Linked DNA regions of Homo sapiens: all the other regions are linked to region 3. The links are chromatin contacts, found by Hi-C or POLR2A ChIA-PET in ENCODE. All regions are on one chromosome and are shown on one strand. The core of a region is the stretch at or near the end of the contact, and the rest is flanking DNA. Distances in the headings are between cores, read along the strand shown.

What was found. Hi-C counts contacts between places; a loop is a spot of excess contacts on that map. ChIA-PET counts read pairs that join two places held with the same protein, here RNA polymerase II (POLR2A). Pooled maps may share reads with other maps.
Region 1: a pooled map shows a loop between it and region 3 (2.0-fold over the local background). The contact joins two enhancer-like sites. A Hi-C loop is called at or near these places in 1 of 168 maps with a recorded cell type or tissue (IMR-90) and 8 of 50 pooled maps. POLR2A ChIA-PET finds 5 or more read pairs at or near these places in 2 of 52 experiments (OCI-LY7 and activated T-cell).
Region 2: a map of PC-9 shows a loop between it and region 3 (6-fold over the local background). The contact joins two enhancer-like sites. A Hi-C loop is called at or near these places in 5 of 168 maps with a recorded cell type or tissue (Calu3, HepG2, PC-3 and 2 more) and 3 of 50 pooled maps. POLR2A ChIA-PET finds 5 or more read pairs at or near these places in 4 of 52 experiments (OCI-LY7, PC-9, activated CD8-positive, alpha-beta memory T cell and 1 more).

The regions. Positions count from the first base shown.
Region 1 is chr14:68,653,243-68,656,757 of GRCh38, reverse strand. The region is part of intron 2 of RAD51B-AS1 (RAD51B antisense RNA 1); the gene reads left to right. It also overlaps a transcript of RAD51B not described here. Among named protein-coding and RNA genes, the nearest start is that of RAD51B-AS1, 30 kb to the left of the region's middle. Within about 2 kb of position 1,522, at least 8 of the 41 ENCODE cell types and tissues checked have a DNase peak (open chromatin) inside an H3K27ac peak, as active enhancers do.
Region 2 is chr14:68,304,967-68,308,621 of GRCh38, reverse strand. The region is part of intron 8 of RAD51B (RAD51 paralog B); the gene reads right to left. Among named protein-coding and RNA genes, the nearest start is that of RAD51B-AS1, 380 kb to the left of the region's middle. RefSeq lists an enhancer at 2,081-2,220. Within about 2 kb of position 1,606, at least 14 of the 41 ENCODE cell types and tissues checked have a DNase peak (open chromatin) inside an H3K27ac peak, as active enhancers do; they include PC-3 and PC-9, where a contact is called at or near this core.
Region 3 is chr14:68,457,085-68,460,465 of GRCh38, reverse strand. The region is part of intron 9 of RAD51B (RAD51 paralog B); the gene reads right to left. Among named protein-coding and RNA genes, the nearest start is that of RAD51B-AS1, 230 kb to the left of the region's middle. Within about 2 kb of position 1,410, at least 26 of the 41 ENCODE cell types and tissues checked have a DNase peak (open chromatin) inside an H3K27ac peak, as active enhancers do; they include PC-3 and PC-9, where a contact is called at or near this core.

The DNA of each region.
Region 1 (3,515 bases), core at 273-2,772, 200 kb before region 3:
TGTGAAAAATTGGGGCCTGGCTGGTCCTCTCAGGGGTGGGGGACCTGGGGGCCTAACTCAGTCACCCGCCCAGGCAGGCCCAAAGGTCACACTGCCGGCCTGCGGTCGCCTTTTCAATTATAGGACCCTGAGAGCGAGCTCTGGGCCAGAGCGCAGGAGAAAGGGGCTCTGTGTGGGAGTCCCGGAGCTGCTCTGCACCCCTCACAGAGGCCAGCTCTGTGTAGTACTGCCCAGAGAGGCTGGGAGGGGTGGCAATCTCTGGCAGCACACAGCAGCCTCCCTGTTCTGATACAGGCTCCTGCATGTTAGGCCTCAGTCCTCAGTTACCCCATTGAGAAAAGGGGGAGAAGAATCTGAGAGCTGGACAAAGGTTTTATATTTTGGGATTCTGTGCACAAATCTTACTTGAGTTTCTCAGCTGCCCTAGGAGGTAGGCAGGATACCTATAGTCATCTCTGTGGGTGGGCTGAGATGACCAGGCTCAAGAGAACCCTGCCCCAGATTGTCCAGCTAGATGGCAGCAGAGGAGGAGGCTGCCTGCTGCCAGGTGAGCAGGGTCCAGGCTTTTCAAAGTCACTGACAGTGCTCAAATCTGGTTTTGCCCAGCCCGAGCCCCTTGTACATGGTGCTGTCAATGCCTGCCATTCCTGTGGGTTCTCCTGGCTCCTGCAGGACAGGGACTGTGTTCTGCTCCTTGCTAAAAGCCAGCACCTGGACCATGCCTGGCTCTTAGAAGGCCCTCAGCAGATATCAGATGGATGGATGAATGGCTGTGGTTGAATGTGGGCAGAATGCTTGGGACAGCAGTGTCACCTGGTTCCTGTCTGCTGTGAGGCAGTTACTTGTCTCAGAGAAAATAGGGAGATGGTAGAGGCTGGGAAATTATAGTCTCGATTTCCTCCTTAGCCAGCCACTAGCAACAGAGAGAAAAGACCCCGCCGATCTGTAAGATGGAAGCTGGTGTTCCTCACGTCCCACCTCTTAGGGCCGGTTTCCAGCTCCTCCCTGCCCTCTTGGCCATGGCTGCTGGAAGCCAGAGGCCCACTCTGGGGGCTGACTTCCGAGATGTATGCCAGAGTGCCCCGCGGGTGGGCGTCCCTGGCAGGCCCTGGCTGTGCAGAGGCTGTAACTGGAGCAAGAGCTGTGTGTCAGAGGGTACACGGCTGCACAAGAAGACCTCAGCCAGGATGAACTAAATCTGCCCATCTCCCCCACACGCCTGCCCTCTCCCCCGACCTGAGCAGGTTTGCAATTCATCCGCCGTCCTCAGATGCTGTTCCTGCTATCAGATGATGAAAATGGAGATTCATCTTGAAGAAAGAAAGAAGTAGCTCGCTTCCCCCACACCCCGTCTATTTGAGCCCCTCCCCTCCCCCATCACCATGTGTTCCTGAAACCTGGGGCTGTTCCAAGTCCTAAATGTGCTGGAAAGTATAACCCTGAGCAGCTGTGAACCTGCTCAGGCTGCCGTGGCCCGGGGTGAATCAGAAACCAAGAGATAGGCTAGCTAACAATGCAGCCCCTTGTTCCTGCATTGAGAGAGAGAGAGATCACCATCAGCACCGGGCTCCTGAGAGTGGGGGCAGCTAGCTGGCGCACACACATACACACACACACACACACACACTCACCATTTGCCTCCTGGCACAACCCACTCACCTAGCCCACCCAGTGTAGGTGTGCTGGGGAAAGGTGTTACATAGCAGGCCTGAGACCATCATGACTGCCTGGTGGGGCCAGCCTCTCTCTAAGGTGTCTCCATCCCAGCCTCCTACTCCCTCCTTTCACTCTAACTTACCTGGGAAGGCAGGGGGGGAGGGAGCTGGAGGGGAGGGCTTGCATGAAGCCAAATGGAGTGGGATTGTCTTGAGGTTTTCCATTGGGCTGGGGAGCATGAACGGCAGTGGGATGCACAGCCAAAGCGGGTTCTTGGAGCCTGAGAGGGTTTGGGAAAGCCTGTTTACAGGAACCAGACACCCTGAAAAAAATAACTTGCAGGCAAGTTTTGAAGCAGGCCTGGTCATGGAGCTGGCAGCCACTCAAGGCCGCGGTAGAGTTGGGGGCCTTCCTATCAGGCCTGATTACAACTGCTCACGATCCTCACCAACTGCAGGCAGGAAGTGCCAAGCACCCACGGGGGTCTAAACCACCCACAGAAACAGCCCTGTTCACACGCACCACATCCTGGGAGATGGGGCGGGGAGTTCTCTTCCCATCACAAATGGAGAAACTGAGGCTCAGGGCCATCTGCCTGCCAGGCACTGACAGCGACAAAATTAGCAGCTCATGTCCTTAATGCAATTCCTAAAGGGGGTGGGGGGTTCTGTCCACCAGACATCTCCCATGAGCCTGATCTAAAAGCAAACAAGGAGGGATGAGCAGAAACACACCCTGACGTAAAGGTGTCCCCACAGCCTCATCTTCCCAGACAAGGTGGGCACAGCCCAAACTCCAGAATGCTTCTGGGATAGAAAAAAGCCTTAATGCCAAGACCGAACCACCAGGATTCCATCAGCTCTGTAGCGCTGGGCTTATTCCCTGTCTTCATCTCCACTCAGATATCCTGCACGTTCTGCCTCAGAAAGAGCTTTCAAATCCTGCCCCTTCTGTTCCCTTCCCAAGCACCAATGCCTTCATTCAAGCCCACATCATCTCTTCCTGGAGTGTCATCAGAGCTTCCTCTCTTCGTCATGCCATCATGCCAACAATCATGCTCCCAGCTTACAAACCTTCTTGCTTTCCCTAACCTCAGGATCAAGTGCAAGCATCCCAGTCACACAAGGCCCTTTAGACACTGGGGCCAGCCCCCATTCATCCTCATCTCCTTTTGTTCCTACCCAGTAGCTGCCATGTCAGGCAACTGACTTGTTCTGTGGTACCCCTGTGCCTTTGCACATGCTGTTTCTCTGCCAAGAATATCCTCTCTCCAGCATAGTCTCTACGTGGAAAAATTGCACCCATCCTTCAGAATTCAACTCCAGTGCCCTCTGTGCATGGGCCTGTGTTCGTGTCTCCATGGTAGGGCTTCTTTGAGCCGTAATGATCATTTGCATATCTATCTATCTCATCAGACCAGTGGTTCTCAAATTGGGGTGATTTTGGCTCCAGGAGACATTTGGCAATGGCTGGAGACATTTTTGGTTGTCACAATTTGTGTGTGGGGTGGTGCTACTGGCATCTTGTGGGTGGAGGCCAGGGATGCTTCTAGACATCCTACAATACACAGGGCCATCCACACAATTATGTGGCCCCAGATGTGAGTTGTACGGAGGTTGAGAAACCCTGGACTAGTCTGTGTATCTCTTGAGGCAAATTCTTATTTGTATATCCACGGCTAGGTCTAAAGAGGTATCCTGTAACTGTTTTTTGGCTTTGTTTTTTTGAAAGACAGGGTCTTGCTATGTTGCCCAGGCTGGGGTGCCATGCTCATAGTGCGCTATTCCCAGTCATGCTCATAGTACGCTACAGTCTCCAACCCCTGGCCTCCAGGCATCCTCCAGTCTCAGCCTCCTGAG
Region 2 (3,655 bases), core at 357-2,856, 150 kb after region 3:
TCATCTGATTCAGCCTCCTCTAGAAAGTTTTGTTTCTTAAATAATTTTATAAACACCAAGGCATTGTTATTTAACAAGGTCTAAGGGCAGAGAAAAATATTTTATAAATTATTTTCGTAAGCTGCTTGTAGGGCCTTTTATTATCTTAAATAATGACTAAATGAATGAAATTCTTTGAGATTTGGCAGCTTTAAGATTGCAGAGGTTGTTAAGAGGTAGAAATAGGATCCATGTTGTGTCCCTTTGGCAAAAGAAAATACTCATGCCACTGGTTCATGTCCCAAACAACCAGAAACTCACTCTCCATCTTTCTAATTTTTCAGAAATAACCTGTCATGTACATTTCCTTTTCTCTCACTGACAGAAAAGAAGGCATATTGGATAAGCAAATATAATGGAAGAATTCTGATGTGCAAAATGTCCTAATAAAGGGTCCTTCAGGGCAAAAAATACTCAAGTTGGGAGTTATGTAATTCTATCCTTGATATTATTTAGAAAACAACAGGAGAAAATACCATCCACCGTACATTCCTCGAGAACCTCCAATCAAAGGCTCTAGCATGTTTCCTGGCTTCAGACTGGCTATAAATAAATTTAATAAGGACGAAAAAAAAATCACTGCATCATTTACAGTTCTCTCTCAACTCCAGCTGACAAAAATCCAGTCCAGATGTTTGTGTTGCAAGAACAACAGTAAGAGGGTGAGCCTCAATCGTGAATATGAAAGCCCAGAGAGGGTGAGTTTGAAGAGAAAGGGAGAGCTAGGTTGGCAAGGAGGGTGTGAACAAACTTGATTTGATACTAGCTTACAGAAACACAGTAATTAATTTATTTTGTGTATAAGAAATCCAGTTTATTAGCCTTTCCTCTGCCTCATCTCCCTTTTCAAAGCCACTGGAGTTTGGCTGGTGAAGCTTGAAATGGTTGTTCCATAACCTTTGCTTTTAAATTAAACAAATGACTTCAGATTTTGGAGCAGTTGTTGACTCAGGGGAAAGCATGCCATTAAAAGTGTGCCAGAGACAGATTTAATTGGTGCAAGTCCCAAAAACTGCTTGAAGTACAGGCTTCCCACATATAGATTTCAGGGAAATTACTCAAAGGCCGCACAGCTTTGTCAGAATTTGAGATGTGAAACAAGGCAGCTGAAAGACTCCATATCAAAAGGGTAAATTCAATTCAGGAGATATTAATCTGATTACCTAAGTAAGGCTGTGAATCGGATATGCTCCATTGTGTGCTCTCGTTCAACCTGGACAGCTGGAGGAGCCAATAGCTTCCTTTTCTCTGACATATAATTAAGTTTTAAGAGATGATCAGGTTACGGATACAAAGTTTTAAGAAATATATCATTCAGGAGTGGCATTTACAGTGCTCGCCTGTTGCAAGAGACATTGTTCACTTTATTTCCTTGAGCCACACTGGAGAGTGTGTGGATCAGGGCCTAGGGGCTTGGTGTTTGTGTTTCAGGCTACAATAAACGCCCTCTGTGCACCTGCCTGGAGGAAAAACCAGTCCAGCCGCCTCCCAAGACAAAAGCGCCCTGTATTAAGTGCTGAAAACCCAGACATGAACTGACCCTGTCAAATTCCAGATAGGGAAAAAAAAAAAAAATCAATATTTTCATCCAATCCAAGAGGAGCTGTCATGTAGGTTTCTGGATTTCCTTTCTCATCTGCACTAAGTCTGAGCAACAATGACCTGTCAACAGAAGTCATCTCCTTTCTCCTGAGTCTCCTCGTCTTTCTAGATTCCTTCCCTGATGGCACAACCCATTGCCTGGCATGCCATAATCTGCCCTCCAGAGGTCAACGCATTCTCCCACTCTTTCTCTACCAGGTCTTTCCCACTGGAATCTCACTTCGGCCATGCAAGTTCATCTTCTGAAAGAGAACATTACTAACTCATGTGTTTTCAACGAGTTTTCCAATACACACTTGTCACAAACTCTAGGTACATTTAGAATTGCAAGAATGTTTATTAGGCCAGAGGATCAAGGTTATATTTCTTCCATGCTCACTGTGGTTTCCAATGCAAATTGGTCAAAAGATATACTGGGTCACACATACCAATTTCAGATGACTTCCTCTGAGAGAGCTGTTCAGCTTGGGCTTGTTCTAATTCATGTCTAGAATTAATCATGCTTGTCTCAGCTGACCTGCACATTCTCATGGAGAAAAAAAATGATTTCTTACAAATATGAAACCCAGCTAGGTGAAGTTTCATTTGTGAATTTCACCAGAGGCATGGGCAACTTTAACCTAAGTCATGGGTAAATAAACTGAAAAGGACAAGGTGATTACCTGAACTTGAAAGTGCAAGTTGGTTACAGGACCAGAAAGTACTTGTGAATTGCAATCTCCTACTCCTCTAAGCCAACCCAAAATGGAGAGAGAAATTAATTAAATCATGATTTTGATAATTATTTAAAACTGCCATAGACAGTAAAGCTTTGGCTACAAACGTTTGTTAATATATTTGATGATGAATAACTAAACTTTCAAGGTTAACAGTTTTCTCAAGGTTCTTCAATAGCTCCTCCAAACTCTAGCCCAGAGGGGAGGGACGGATGTGGGAACCAAGATGATCAGCACAAGAAAGCCAGTTCCCCAACACGGCCCTTCCACTAGGATGTGCTCGATTGTTTGTGTCTGAAGAGAGGAGAGGAACCAAGCAGCATTTTACTTCATTTGGTGCTCATTAAACAGCTGGCCGAGAAAAACAGTCATCCACCACAGGTACTAAGCTACTTCAACCTATACCATGCTATGATGGCCAGCCTGGCAAGTTCTCAGTGGAACAGGGGACTGGTTAATAGCCTGCCACCTTGTAAGTGGGTCTAACTCAATGATGGAGGTGGTCTGCTGGCTGATATCCAGGCACTGCAGACACAGTGAGTCAGGACAGACCAACCAAGGGGCCCATCTTAGTTCTGCCCTGACATCCTAAGGCAGTGGTCCAAGCCTCCATCACAAAGATCATGATGATCTCTCCTTTCTGTGAATGCCTCTGATATTAAAAATCTGCTTCTCTCATCCTGGCAATTCATTAGATGCTGTACTACAGTGTGACTTCAACTGTTTCATGTCTGTGGGCCTCACGTTCTGGATTTTCCTTCTTTTTGTAACTTTTCTTGTCTTATGCACTGTAGTGCAATACATATAGCCAGTTTAGATGTAAAGTTTAGCTTCATTACAGTATGCAGGAATTCTAGGGTTCCAACCAGATAAAACTGAAAAACACTAGAATTAGCCTTTATGTTTGAGAGGGGAGAGGCCAAGCCTGATACCGTTCTTATGGCCTCCTGAAAATTCAGCAAGCATTTCACATTATAGATGCTTCATACTTAACGTGTAAATGAATGAACAATTGAATGAATGGACCCAGTGCTCAAATTTTGGTTTCAGTCTCACTCTACTTGGGACAGTAAAGAGTTCTGCAGTAAAAACAAGGAAGGGAGAAATTTGAACTATACCAAGTGGTGGGAATACATCACAATGACTCAACGGGATGTAGGGAAAAAATACTAGAACCCACTTCATATTTTAAAAATTCTATTTCTGGTGTGTTTTATATAACTTTATATAGTAGCACTATAGTTTTTGGCAGCAATTTTCCATACTTTGGGGCAATATGCTAAAAAATGATGGGTTAT
Region 3 (3,381 bases), core at 161-2,660:
GTTTGTTTTTTTGAGATGGAGTCTTGCTCTTGTTGCTCAGGTTGGAGTGCAGTGGTGTGATCTTGGCTCACTGCAACCTCCGCCTCACAGGTTCAGGTGATTCTCCTGCCTCAGCCTCCCGAGTAGCTGGGATTACAGGCACCTGCCACCACACCCAGCTAATTTTTTGTATTTTTAGTAGAGACCAGATTTCACCATGTTGGCCAGGCTGGTCTCGAACTCCTGACCTCAGGTGATCCACCTGCTTCAGCCTCCCAAAGTGCTGGGATTATAGGTGTGAGCCACTGTGCCCGGCCTGGAGGCTGCTTTTATAGACTTCTGGTCCTGGCAGTTTACATGAGTTCCTGCAATACAGCCCCAACCTTAGGAAAAAGTGAGTTTTGCCTATGTGGCCCAGGAAAGCAGACATGAATAGGCGGCCATGAGGCTGAGGGTAAGCTGGCACTGATTCTTCTACTTTCTCTTCTCTAATTCCTGTGCCAGGAAGGCTTCCTGTACACCAGTCATGAATTCTTCCTCTCTTCTATTTCCTTCCCCTTCCCACCCCAACCCCAAATCTCACATTGGTTGGGAGGTGAAAGGAAGAGTGAAATGACCTGGCAGAGGAAAAGTATAAGCAGAAGAGTTTCTTCCTGTAAGGACAGGTGGTAGGACTGGCTTTCTTTCTATCCCTGCTATCTGCTATAAGATGTGGGGCCCAGAGACAATGTAATACGTTCAGCAAAGAGAAGTTCAGCAAGAAGCAATTGAAGTAGATAGCTCCCCAATATGACTTTGCATCCATACACAATTTCCTGTCCTGCTAGTTTTTTAATCCTGTCTCAGTCTCCCTCATGATCAGCAAGATTACGTGGTCGTTGATAAATTCAGTGGGGATTTCCTTGTTGAATGTGTCTGATGCTTTTCATCTGCATGCAAGGGTCCTGTCGAGAAATTAGGGAGGAAGCCCACTGACTGAAATGTCCTTCTACAGGGACCCTATTATCTCACTTCAACTGGAGTCCTAGGCTAATAAAACCCATTGGTAAGTTAAACAAACCTTTCCTCTAGCTATGCCAAGTGTCTGCGACAGAAATCCTTCATGCCAGGGTTTTCCTCCTTGTCCAAGACTTAGAAAAAAGTTGTTTTCTCAGCTGCTTTGAAGCTCAGGAAGAGAGCCAGGGAGGCAAACAAACCAGTTAGTCTTGCATCAGATAATTCAACAGGCTTTTGATAACCCCAAAGTCTTCTGTCCCTTCCCAGGTTGAGCTGAACTCTCCAAGCCAAAGGACAGAAGGGCCGGAAATGCTCCAGACAGGAAGATCTGTGACTGGAATGAGGCCATAGGATCAGGGGAGCTTGAAGTGTACCCAGTGATCCTCACAGGAATTCCCCATTGTGTTGCGAGAGCTGGAGGGAAAGGTGGCAGAGGTCCAACTCCCAGTCTGTAGTTGGATCTTAGACTGATTAGAATCTGCTTCATCACTTGGAAAATCACTCTGCATGGAACACTGAAGCCTCAACACCAGCAGCTTTGCAGGATTATGCGGGCAGAGCAGAGAATGAGTTTAGCGGCATCTAAACTGCCTTCTCATAATAGAAGAGCAAGATCTGTAGAAGTAATACAGTGCTGGAAAATGGCAGGATGGAAAAATGAACTGTATTTGAGCAGGCATGAATTTATTAATTTGTCTACATGTGGCCTACTTCCCAAGTTTTTCTACAGAAATTAGGGGACATAAAGTAAGCTGATCTGAATCCCTAAAAAATATAATATAAATAATAATATACAATATAATAATATGATATATAAATAATATAATTGTAGTCTCTGGGAAGAGTCTCTTAGGAATTTTGACCCTGAGGTTATAAGATCCTATTTCCTCATAGAATATCATTATGCTCTTGTATAACACCTCTCTGGTGATTGTTTTCAAAATGTTTACCTATAATATAACACATCAAGTTCCCAAAGTATAAGAAAGTATTGCCTAGAAAAGAGCTAGGGCTCCTTAAAGAAAATATTAATTTTTTCTGATCAGTAGGATGTTAACTTAGTAAATTATGGAATAGTAAATAGTTCAGGGTCAGAATGACATTTTGAGTTTACGGTTTTTTCCTCAACATTTTATTATGAACCTTTTCAAACATAAAACAAAAGTGAAAGAATTTTATAGTGAATACCCATAAACATATCAACTGGTTCTGCCATTAACATTTTATTACTTGAACCCAGGAATTTGAGGTTGTAATGAGCTATGATTAGCTCTCCAGCCTGGGTGACAGACCAAGGCCCTGTCTCAAAAAACGGAAACAAAAAGACCAAAATAATTTTATTACACTTGTTTTTTAGCACATATCTATTTATCTATCAACCCATCTTATTTTTTGTTCTGGTTGTTATTACATTTCAAAGTAAATTGCAAACATCAGTACACTTTTCTCTAACTACTTTAGCATGCATATAGTTAACTACAAGCTTAATATTTATTAACACAATTTAAAAACCATGTTGGTTTTTTTTTTTTTTTCAGTGAACTTTACATGTGGTTTGAAAGTGTTAATAATTCCTAGGGCTGGGCGCAGTGGCTCACGCCTGTAATCCCAGCACTTTGGGAGGCTGAGGTGGGCGTATCACGAGGTCAGGAGATTGAGACCATCCTGGGTAACATAGTGAAACCCTGTCTCTACTAAAAAAAAAAAAAAAAAAAAATACAAAAATTAGCTGGGCGTGGTGGCACGTGCCTGTAATCCCAGCTACTCGGGAGGCTGAGGCAGGAGAATCGCTTGAACCCAGGAGGTGGAGGTTGCAGTGAGCTGAGATTGTGTCACTGCACTCCAGCCTGGCAACAAAGCTAGACTCCGTCTCAAAAAAAAAGAAAGTATTAGTAATTCTTCCTGAATTATACCACAATCAGAGAAAACTTATCAACTACAAATATATGGTAGTATGCAAATTTATACAGTCAAAAATATGGGCCACCAATTCTTTCTACATTAATATCAGCTTTATTTAGGTATAATATACATGCAATAATTTTTTAACATAAGCATTTAAACTGTATATTTCCCTATAACTACTGCTTTAACTACACCACATAAGCTTTGATATGTTGTATTTTTGTTTTCATTTTCACTCATTTCTAATTTCTCTTGTGATTTATTCTTTGAACTATTGCTTATTTAGGGGTGTGTCTGTGTGTGTTTTTAAATTTGCACAGAACTGAGAATTTCCAAATTTTCCTTTTGTTACTGATTATCGATTTCATCCCAGGGCTGGGCGTGTTGGCTCACATCTATAATACCAGCACTTTGGGAGGCCGAGGTGAGCAGATCACTTGAGGCCAGGAGTTCAAGACCACCCTGACCAACATGGCAAAACCCTGTCTCTACTAAACATAC